Regions from separate parts of the Homo sapiens genome. Here region 1 is linked to region 2. A link is a contact called in ENCODE Hi-C data. All regions are on one chromosome and are shown on one strand. The core of a region is the stretch at or near the end of the contact, and the rest is flanking DNA. Distances in the headings are between cores, read along the strand shown. Region 1 overlaps CLDND1 (claudin domain containing 1). Region 2 holds the start of OR5K4 (olfactory receptor family 5 subfamily K member 4).

Region 1 (5,361 bases), core at 2,143-4,642, 160 kb before region 2:
GTGGCATGAGCAAGAAACTGCCTGCTTTACAATTGCCATTTTTATTTTTTTAAAATAATACTGATATTTTCCCCACCTCTCAATTGTTTTTAATTTTTATTTGTGGATATACCATTTTATTATGAAAATCTATTTTATTTATACACATTCACCACTAAATACACACTTAATACCACTAAAATTTATGTGGTTTACTTTAAGCGATGCCATCTTTCAAATAAACTAATCTAGGTCTAGACAGAAAGAAATGGATAGAGACTTGACACAAATTTATGAAAGAAAATTGGGAGTAGGAATGTGACCGAAAACAAGTTGTGCTAATGTCTGTTAGACTTTTCAGTAAAACTAAAGTAACTGTATCTGTTCAACTAAAAACTCTATATTAGTTTCTTTGGGAAACCTCTCATCGTCAAAACTTTATGTTCACTTTGCTGTTGTAGATAGCCAGTCAACCAGCAGTATTAGTGCTGTTTTCAAAGATTTAAGCTCTATAAAATTGGGAAATTATCTAAGATCATTTTCCCTAAGCATTGACACATAGCTTCATCTGAGGTGAGATATGGCAGCTGTTTGTATCTGCACTGTGTCTGTCTACAAAAAGTGAAAAATACAGTGTTTACTTGAAATTTTAACTTTGTAACTGCAAGAATTCCAGTTCAGCCGGGCGAGGATTAGTATTATTTTTAACTCTCCGTAAGATTTTCAGTACCACCAAATTGTTTTGGATTTTTTTTCTTTCCTCTTCACATACCAGGGTTATTAAAAGTGTGCTTTCTTTTTACATTATATTACAGTTACAAGGTAAAATTCCTCAACTGCTATTTATTTATTCCAGCCCAGTACTATAAAGAACGTTTCACCATAATGACCCTCCAGAGCTGGGAAACCTACCACAAGATCTAAAGTTCTGGCTGTCCATTAACCTCCAACTATGGTCTTTATTTCTTGTGGTAATATGATGTGCCTTTCCTTGCCTAAATCCCTTCCTGGTGTGTATCAACATTATTTAATGTCTTCTAATTCAGTCATTTTTTTATAAGTATGTCTATAAACATTGAACTTTAAAAAACTTATTTATTTATTCCACTACTGTAGCAATTGACAGATTAAAAAAATGTAACTTCATAATTTCTTACCATAACCTCAATGTCTTTTTTAAAAAATAAAATTAAAAATGAAAAGAGACTCAATTGTATATAGAGTGTCTGAATTGATTTAAATCTCAACACTTTAGGATAAAGAAGTGGAGGCAATCTCTGTGGTTGTCTGTGCAAAGTGCATCTTGCTGTACAGGGCTGTCGTTACATCCTGTGTTTGGGTCTCTTGTTTGATCTTCTGGGAAATGTAGGAACCCCTTCCCCCTATTAGAAATAAGAAAATCTTTATCTTTTATTTTTCAGAATTTTAAACCATGTTCTCAAAAGTAGTTTTGTTATCTCTACATGTCATACTTAATGTGGCTAGTTTTCAGTAAAGTCATTTAGTGGCTGTGGATGTTTGTGTTCTATAGTAAATAACCAAGTCAGCTTCTGACTTAGAACAAAGTCAGCATTACTCTGTAGCCAATTATTGCCTGTGAAATGACTGGTTACTCAGGTTTCTATCTAATCTTAATTCTTGAAGATTCATTACCCTTCAGCGCCTTCTGTGGAAGGTGGAAAAGAGAAAAGCTAAATGAACAAACAAAACACCTTTGGGAATGGGATAAGAAAATTTTTGGCAGCATGACATTTTTGTATTGGTCAGTTATTTTAAACAATGTCCCTGCCTCTTAATACCCCAGAGTTACATGGGAAGCTACTAGCACCATAACCCCTGGTGCTGCATTGTAGTTGGTATTTTTAGCATGTTGCAGGGTAGCTGAGGTTATCTTTCCTGCAAAGACTTTTTTTCTTTGGAATATATAGGGCTGTATTGTTCATTTAAATGTGAAACTGATTCTAATCAGGTTGAACCATATGAAACTGCAGATATTCAGCCATTTTTGATCAACCTAATAGATAAAATCAGTGGCAAGGCGAACCCTATTTAATCTTTGAAAGCAACCCCCAAAGTAAAAAATTAATTTTCAGATTTTTCAGAATGAATTTTTTTTTCTTTTGGGGTGGAGTTTCACTCTTGTTGCCCAGGCTGAGTGCAATGGTGCGATCTTGGCTCATCACAACCTTTGCCTCCTGGGTTCAAGCGATTCTCCTACCTCAGCCTCCCGAGTAGCTGGGATTACAGTCATGCACCACCATGCCCAGCTAATTTTGTATTTTTAGTAGAGATGGGGTTTCCCCATGTCGGCCAGGCTGGCCTTGAACTCTCGACCTCAGGCGATCCGCCCGCCTCGGCCTCTCAAAGTGCTGGGATTACAGGCATGGGCCACCATACCCGGCCTCAGAATGAATTTTGTGGCAGTTTAACAAATGTGTTTTAAGACTTTGATTTTATAGCTCCTAACTAAATGATGTGGGTAAATATCCTCTATGATTTTTAGCAAAAGACTCATTTCAAAATTTATTAAGTATAGCCATAAAACACAATTTGGCACAACAACAACAACAACAAAAAAGGAATTCTAGAATTTATTCAGATAACAGTGTGCCTTCTGTCTGCATCATATTACACTAGGATTTCAAATTTATAATCTAATGGGAATGTGTTAAAATTTTACCTGCTGTAGTTGTGTGTGTGCACATGCACACGTGCGTTAAGGGAGAGGATAGGGTTGACAATCACTCCTAGGTGAACTCATTTAGTCATATGATTTGAGAAGAATGAGATGACCACAAACCATATCAATTTAGTTTGTTTTTCCATTCCAGAAACATCACCAAATTGCAGACTAGCACAGTTAAAACCTATAGACCCTGTCATGTTCAATTGACTATAACATATATAGATCGGGCCATTTTAATACTTAGCCTTCATATAAACTTTCACCAAAAATGAAAACCTGTTAACCTAATTTTGCTGATTGAAAAACTTTCTTTTTTGTGAAATGGAGTCTCACTCCGTCACCCAGGTTGGAGTGCAGTGGCCCAATCTTGGCTCACTGCAACCTCCGCCTCCTGGGTTCAAGGGATTCTCCTGCCTCAGCCTACGGAGTAGCTGGGATTACAGGTGTGTGCCACCATGCCCAGCAACTTTTGTATTTTTAGTAGAGATGGGGTTTCACCATGTTGGCTAGGCTGGTCTCAAACTCCTGACCTCAAGTGACTCACCCACCTTGGCCTCCCAAAGTGCTGGGATGACAGGCGTGAGCCACTGCACACGGCCTGATTGCAAAACTTTCTGAAATTCTCTAGCAGCTAAAAGAGCAGTTAATGGGTGCAGCTCTGAAGATGCAAATTGTTATTTCACAAGCTTGATGCAGCTGTGTCCTGGCACAGATGGGTGGAGGCTTTTGTCCTCCTTTCAGCACTCTTCTCAAAGGGAACAGTGATTCATACCTTGAAAAGTGAGGAATAAACAAGGAAACGGATCTAAATTATTTTTCTACTGCTCATCAGGTGTTCTTATACTCCATCGTAATAAGATACATTTTTCCCTGGGGCCAAATTACATGCCATCATCCTGCAAATTCATGATGTGAAAATGCTCAATTGTAAAAAGAGTAACAATTATTTGCCCTATAGAAGAAGTTACCATAGAGTGATTACATTCTCTTCAGTGCCAGAATTTCTATTACTAGCATTACGTGTATACAAATATACATTATTTGACATATAAACATTTACATACTTTCAGCAAACTTCTATAAAAGCAAGATCCAATTTATATTACTTTGTATATTTGCAAAGGTTTAGAAATGTGAAATGAGAATTTTCTTTCTGCCGTACACCTTTTAAAATATCTGAGTTACTAAGTAATGTGTCATCTTTACTGGTCCAGTGTTAGTGTCTCAGTATGTGAGCTTTACCTCACCTGCCCTGCAGCCTTTCAGCCCCTCCCAGTCTTCCGCATTTTGTTCGTTTCTTTCCCCCCTTAGCTTGTATTGTCATTGTATGTTCACAAACATCTTTGGTTCTCTTGCTCCCATAATTTCCTATGACACCTCCCTTCGCAATCCTTAGCCCTATCTTCATAGACTGTGCTGTCCAGTTTTCTTAATCTTAAGATATCAAGGATGGCTGTTCAGAACTACTAAGTTGATTCTATAAAAAAGTATGCTGTTTGACTTCAACTGCTTTATAATTCTAAGCATCTCTAATTATTGATCTTTTAACACCCTGCCACACATTTTCCAAGTCTCTACAAATGTTAGTTGTTGGAAACCTTTATTCTTCCTGCTTAACTTCCATGGAAGGAGTTTATGCTCTCTTTTAGAAGGGAATACTGGAGTCAACTCTTGTAGTATCTCCCAGCCTTATTTGCTTCTCTATATAAAAGAAGAATGTATTATCTGGTTGGAGAGATTGCTGGAATCAGGGCATCCACAAGGAGCAGCATGGTATATGGTGGTTAAGTATTTAGCTTGGGAGACAGAATGCGAGCTTTGTAATCCCAGGTCTATCTTTTGTCTCTTAGCCTTTTTCCAAACACCGCTTTTCCCATCTGTGAAATGCTTTGATTATCATATGTCTCTTAGAGTTGTGATGAGGATTATGTAAATTGCTTAGCATAAAGTAGTCGCTCAAAAACTGCTAGTTATGACTGGCTGCATTGTGAGGGGTTGCCAAGCCTATAAAGTGGTGGCTCTTAGCCTAGGCTGCACATTGGAATTTCCTGGAGAACTTAAATGTTTTCATTCCAGAGAATCTGATTTAGTTGGCCTGGGCTATGGTCGGGTCATTGAAATTTTTAAAACCTTTCCAAGTGATTCCAATGGGCAGTTATATTTGAAAGCTATGTTTAAACGCAAGAAATAGGATTCTCTCTCTCCTAGGCAGATTATGAAAGAGTGGGCTGTGGAGTAAACAGACCTGGCTTGGTGTCTGCCTTCTAAAAGCCATTTCTCTACTGTGCTTTCCACACTCTTCTGTTGACTGGCTCTTTGTGACAGGTCCCAATCCATCCCACCTCTGATAGTTGGAGATGCGTATGAAGAGTCTGCTCTGCAGATCCAGTGCACCCCTGGTTCTCAGGTTCAGATTTGGCAGGATGTAATAGGAAGCCTTGTTTGTTTTGGCTTCAATTCCAAATTATTTTCTCTAATCCGGTACTTTCAGGGACCCTGTAATTTGAGGTCATTAGGCCTCTATAAAGAAAGTGAATATTCTTATCCCTGTCTGCTTATCAGTTCATTGTGTTCATACTCTTGGTTAGAACTAGGAAGGAAGGAGGCATGCATGAGTGATTGATGTTAACTTCTACCCAAGCTAGAAATTCTGAGGATGAACATATAATAGCATTATCTATAAAATGGGATATTAT
Region 2 (5,551 bases), core at 1,482-3,981:
CATAAATCAAATTTTAATTCTCACTTTATAACATTATAAAATAAATTCCAGTTGGTTGCTGTATATTAAAAATCAAACTATGAAAAATGAAGGAAATACAAATTTTGTCTACAAATATATATCTAAATGACAGGAAGATATACATTTTAACATGAATGGAAGAGATAGTTACCCAGTTGTCCCACGGCTACTGAACAATCCTTTATTTCCTTGTTATTTGTGATGCCCTTCTTATTTTATATGAGAGTTTACTTTTGAACAATCTGATTTGTTCTGTTGGTTTGTTTATTGATTCTTGATTTAAAACCAAACTGTTATCATTATTGGAATTTTATCATATATTTTAATATATAACACATAAGGTATTTTTTTTATTTTCTAGAAAAATCTAGAATATGAAAAAATTTTAAATTCATTTTGCCAGGTTCCCAAAGAAGTTCTCCTGAGTGTTTATTTGAATTAAATTAGTTTATAAATATTTTTTAGAGAAACAGCCAAATAAAGTTATATCTTTAATATGCCATATACTAAATAAATTCCAGGAAGAATCAAGAGTCAAGTTGCAAAAATTTAAAATATCAAAAAAGGAAGGAGGAGGAAAATAGGGAGAAGGAGAAGAAGAGAAATAAGAAAAGGAGAAAAAGAAATATTGGTTAATAGTAGACTGGATTAAAAAAGAAATTCTGGATGAAATGCATGAAAGAGATCATAGAAAAAATAAGTAAATATGAGTATATTAAATTAAAATATTTATAAATATCAGAAACAAATACTAAGACTATCAACCCACAGAAGAATTATTTGCCACAAATAGTTGTGATGTCTTTTCTCTGTAAACAATGATATAAATAAGAAATAAAACAGACAAAACAAAAATGACAATTCATAAAAGTAAAAATGGTCAATAAACACATAAAATATTGGTACAGCTTACCATTACTCAAAAATAAAACAATGTCATTATTAATATGTTTTAAAATGTTTAATGAGTGTTAATATGTAAACTGTAGTTATATATAATACATAGCCAATAACATGGTTGATGCCTTCAAGAATGAAAAGGAACTTAATTATGCTTCTGGCTAAAGTAGACCTTAATCTACTCTGTCCAATTTGTTATAAGTCACAATTAATTATTCTGCAAAATAGAATATTTTGTAGGTGAGCCTCTTTGCATGTGTGTATGTGTGTGTCTGTGTCTGTATATGTCTGTGTATGTGTGTGTGTGTTCCTTTTCATTTTTTTTCATTCTTGCAATCTTATCTAAATAAAACTTCATTACCTTAAATATAAATTACTGCAATTAGTTTGCTTCTAGTCTTTTCCACTCTAAAGTAATCCACATGTGTCTCTCAGGTCAGTTTTCTGAAAGAAAACTATCATTTCACTTTTCTGCCAGGAAATTTTAAATGTTTCAAACACGCTACATAGGATTGGATATAATGTCTTCCATTAACTAGGAAACATTAATCAAAGAAGACTCTTCTACACATTTAAACATTTAACTTTCATGCTATGTTGATTAATTGAGGTTTAGGATAATACTCTCTGACAATTCCATGAGAGTCATGAAAGGTAGTAATAACAGTTACCAGTGAGTTTCCCCGATTCATTCTGGTTGTGGGATTTGGATAAAGATTTGTGAAACAATTTTGAAATTCCATTGATATATTTTTTAAACAAACATAGCCTAATGATTTATAAGCTTACATTTTGTGTAAAATCACATATTAATTTTTCTATGTTCCCTCTTTATGAAAGCATTTTAATAAATTAAAAATAAATTTGCTATAGAGCAAGTTTGTTTAAGAATGTTATAATTCCTCATAATTTTTTTAAGAACATTTATGACCTCCTTATTTCTCAGACTATAAATAAAAGGGTTTAGTAATGGGATTACTATTGCATAAAATATTGCCACTGGTGTATCTTTATCTCCTTCTTCAGATGGTCCAATATACATGAGAAGACAAATGTAAAATATTGAGACAGAGAGAAAGTGGGATGCACAGGTAGAAAATGCTTTACCTCTTCCCTCCTTGGATTTCATTTTGAAAACAGTCAAAAGGATGCAGAGATAAGAGATCAAGACAGTAGCAATGGTAAAGATTTGAATTGGTATTGAAAAGATATATATCATTAGTTCATTAATAGAAGGATCTGTACAGGAGAGTCTATACAGTGGAAGAATATCACAGAAAAAGTGGTGAATTTTATTAGACCTGCAGAAAGTTAACCTTAATAAAAGCCCTACATGAATCATGGAATGCAGGTTTCCAGCTTTGAAGGCCCCTGTGGTCATCCGAATGCAGAGCGTCTTGGACATCATGGTGTGGTACTGCAGTGGGTGGCATATGGCCACATAGCGGTCATAGGCCATTGTCGCCAGAAGAAAGCAGTCTGTGGTTTCAGCAAGACAGAGAAAATAAAATTGTGCCATACATTCATACAGGGAAATAATTCTATCCTCAGAAAAGAAATTCTCTAACATCTTGGGGGTAACAGCACAGGAACAGCAGGAATCCATCAGAGCCAGGTTGCCCAGAAAGATGTACATTGGTGTGAGAAGACGACGCTCTACATAAATTAATGCCACCAGACCAAGATTCCCCACCATGGTGACCAGATAGATGGCAGAGAACACCACAAACAGAAGCGTCTTCAGCTCTGGATAATTTGTAAATCCTATGAGGATGAATTCAGCTGCTAAGGAGTGATTTTCCCTAGCCATTCCTGGCTTCTCTTCTGAGACATAAATTGTAAAGAAATGTAAGATTCCAAAGCAGAATGTTTCTAATTCTCACCCTCTAATTTCCCTGTATACAAAAGGGAAGAAAGTCTTCTTCAAATTATCCTGTGCCATCTCCTAAACACTAGCACACTCACTGTGGGTCAAATCAAGTGAGAAAAAATGTATCATGGATTGTGTACCCAGGGCTTGTCTGAAAATATCTGTGTGAATTCCTAGGGCAGGAAAGCTTTATCTGCATGAATTATCCTATGCCGATGTAAAATCTGTGGTCAGTACATATAATTTTCCATTTCCAAAATTAAGACATTTTCTTATGGTATCTTTTCCTCCAGGAAAAAGTAAACAAGTTTTAAATCGTATCCTATTGGATCAATGTGACGCTTAAAATGAATTACTCTTAAGGCATTTTAAATGTCTACATTTTAAAAACTGCACAGAAACACAGTGATTTGAAGAATGCTTTTGCTAGCTTAGTAACCCTTTCCAGATAAGGTCACCAATTGCATATTTTATGAGATATCTACTCATCCTTTTAGAGAGGATAAGAATATGAAACATCTATGAGTGTTCTTAATCATTGTATTGGATATCATTTTTATGTTCATTTCAACATATTCTAGATACTATTCCAATCTTGGTATGACAAATTTCCCAAGGAGTTATTACTCTTAATTGCTCACTTATCCTAATACTTTCTGTCTCTAGTTTTAAGAGTTTTACATGCATGTCCAACATTGTAAGATTTGGTGGCAAAATCTCCACTCATAATGTGAATATTCTTCATGGTAAATATCTATTTTGTATTCACTCAAACATCTCTCATAGAAAGTAATGTCTTCATTTTCAGTGAGTTCTATGGAGGTTCTCCATTTATTTACTTGAGTTTTAAATTTATTTAAATTTACAAACTCATTATCTACTCTTTACTGGCTATATATTTATTTGAGTTTAATGATCAACTAAATTTATTATATAGTTCTTATAGTTTGGCAACTGTACATTAAAATATTTCAGGTACAGAAACAATTTGAGTTTTAAAGAATAATAAAATTAACTTTCTTTTCTTTTAGAAGTTTCTAAAAGTCTTTAGCCTTAGCATACTCCAAACAGACAATTTTGGAGAAGAGCCTACGATAGTTAATTCAAAGCACATTTTTTTTTTTTTTGAGACAGAGTTTCAAGCACTTCTCCTGCCTCAGCCTCCCGAGTAGCTGGGATTACAGGCATGAGCCACCATGCCTGGCTAATTTTGTATTTTTAGTAGAGACGGGGTTTCACCATGTTGGTCAGGCTGGTCTCGAACTCCTGACCTCAGGCGATCCGCCCGCCTCGGCCTCCCAAAATGCTGGGATTACAGGCATGAGTCACCTCGCCCGGCCAGTGAATTACTTTGAAAACATTTTGGTTAGGTTTTCTCTGTTTCTTACTTTTGTTTTTCTATTGACTCACATAATATGATGAGGTTTTCTGGAGTTTTATCACTAGAGGCTTGTAATCAAATGAATACAATAAAATGTCCTTTATATTTTAGGTCTATACCTCTTTTAAAAAATCTTTCAGAATTATATTTTTAAAAAAACTTTGTAAAAGTATAAAATGCTGCTCTTTATCATTATTTTAGTAACATCTAATGGAAAATCAACTGAAAATATTTATCAGGTGGACTGTGGAAAAATGGATTTTATTATCAATAATTATTTTATATAGATCATATTTCAGAATATAATGAGTAAAATCTCATTTTCTCTTCACCAATGTAAAATATAATTTTTGAACTTAATCAAAAATTAATTTGCCTATAGATCGCAGAATTACTGTACAAGGACATCATCAGCCTTATCTGTGTATTTGCTGATAAAATTATGGTACTTTTGAACAAAGAATAGGTCAGACTTATCCACTTACTATGTCTCCTTATGGCTTTCTATAATGGCTTCACTTTAGAGACAAAGAGAATTATTAAGTGGCTAAAATTTAAAAACAATAAAAATACTGAAGTATATTAGAAAATTTATATTCTGCATTTTGATACTATAATATAAATAAATTAGTAAATAAAATTAAGTCCTCATATTTTGAGTTCACTGAGAAACATTTTATAGTAGCTGACTGGTCTCCTGATGTTTTTTCTTTGTAGGGAAATTAAGAATAAAAACATTGGTTTTTAAATCATTAGGGAATAAATTATAAAAATCTAGGACACTCCCTACCAATAGGTTAGTGACAATAGTTATGCAAGTCTCAGGCAAAGTTAAAGTTTTCTATTCTAAAGGGACTTCCTCGGCATTGGCATCAGAGTGTTTCTGCAGAGACTCTAATCTGATGAGCATGGTTCCCCCAGCACCAGTAAATCAAACAGCATATAAAGATGGATGCATTTTGAGATTCGGAAGTTAAATCAAAATTGCTATCACTAAAAACAGCTTAAGGTTCATCTTGATTTTTCACATACTTGGAAACTCTCTCTTTCTCTTACACACAGACACACACACACACACACACACACACACACACACACACCCCTTGATTACCTGAAAACTATGATGGAGAGAAAAAGATTTACATTGATCAGTTGAGGTGGAAGTTAAACAGAGATTTGAAGAGAGATTTGTATTTGTGGACAAGAGGCAAAAATGTGGCAGGATCACCCAGGGTTGTATTCCTTTCTTTTGCTCCCCAAATTAATCTGGTCAAATCTTGTACATTCATCCTCTGAAGTAAGTCTGACATTATGTTCTTCAGTTTCACTTATTTGTCATAAGGTAACTTTAAAAAACTTAATTGAGGTATGATTTATGT

What was found. A loop is a pair of places that touch in the nucleus more often than their neighbours do. Pooled maps may share reads with other maps.
Region 1: a loop to region 2 is called in a map of GM13976, with 2.6 times the contacts of the local background. The contact joins the enhancer-like site here to the promoter of OR5K4 in region 2. A Hi-C loop is called at or near these places in 6 of 168 maps with a recorded cell type or tissue (GM12878, GM13976, PC-9 and 3 more), 33 of 37 single-sample maps with no recorded cell type and 16 of 50 pooled maps.

What each region holds. Positions count from the first base shown.
Region 1 is chr3:98,511,307-98,516,667 of GRCh38, reverse strand. It overlaps CLDND1 (claudin domain containing 1), which reads left to right. Exons shown (of 5, transcript NM_001040181.2): 5 at 1-1,185. The coding sequence ends at 9. Among named protein-coding and RNA genes, the nearest start is that of CLDND1-AS1, 8.6 kb to the left of the region's middle. Within about 2 kb of position 3,392, at least 5 of the 41 ENCODE cell types and tissues checked have a DNase peak (open chromatin) inside an H3K27ac peak, as active enhancers do; they include PC-9, where a contact is called at or near this core.
Region 2 is chr3:98,351,034-98,356,584 of GRCh38, reverse strand. It overlaps OR5K4 (olfactory receptor family 5 subfamily K member 4), which reads right to left and starts at 2,731. Exons shown (of 1, transcript NM_001005517.1): 1 at 1,766-2,731. The coding sequence starts at 2,731. The coding sequence ends at 1,766.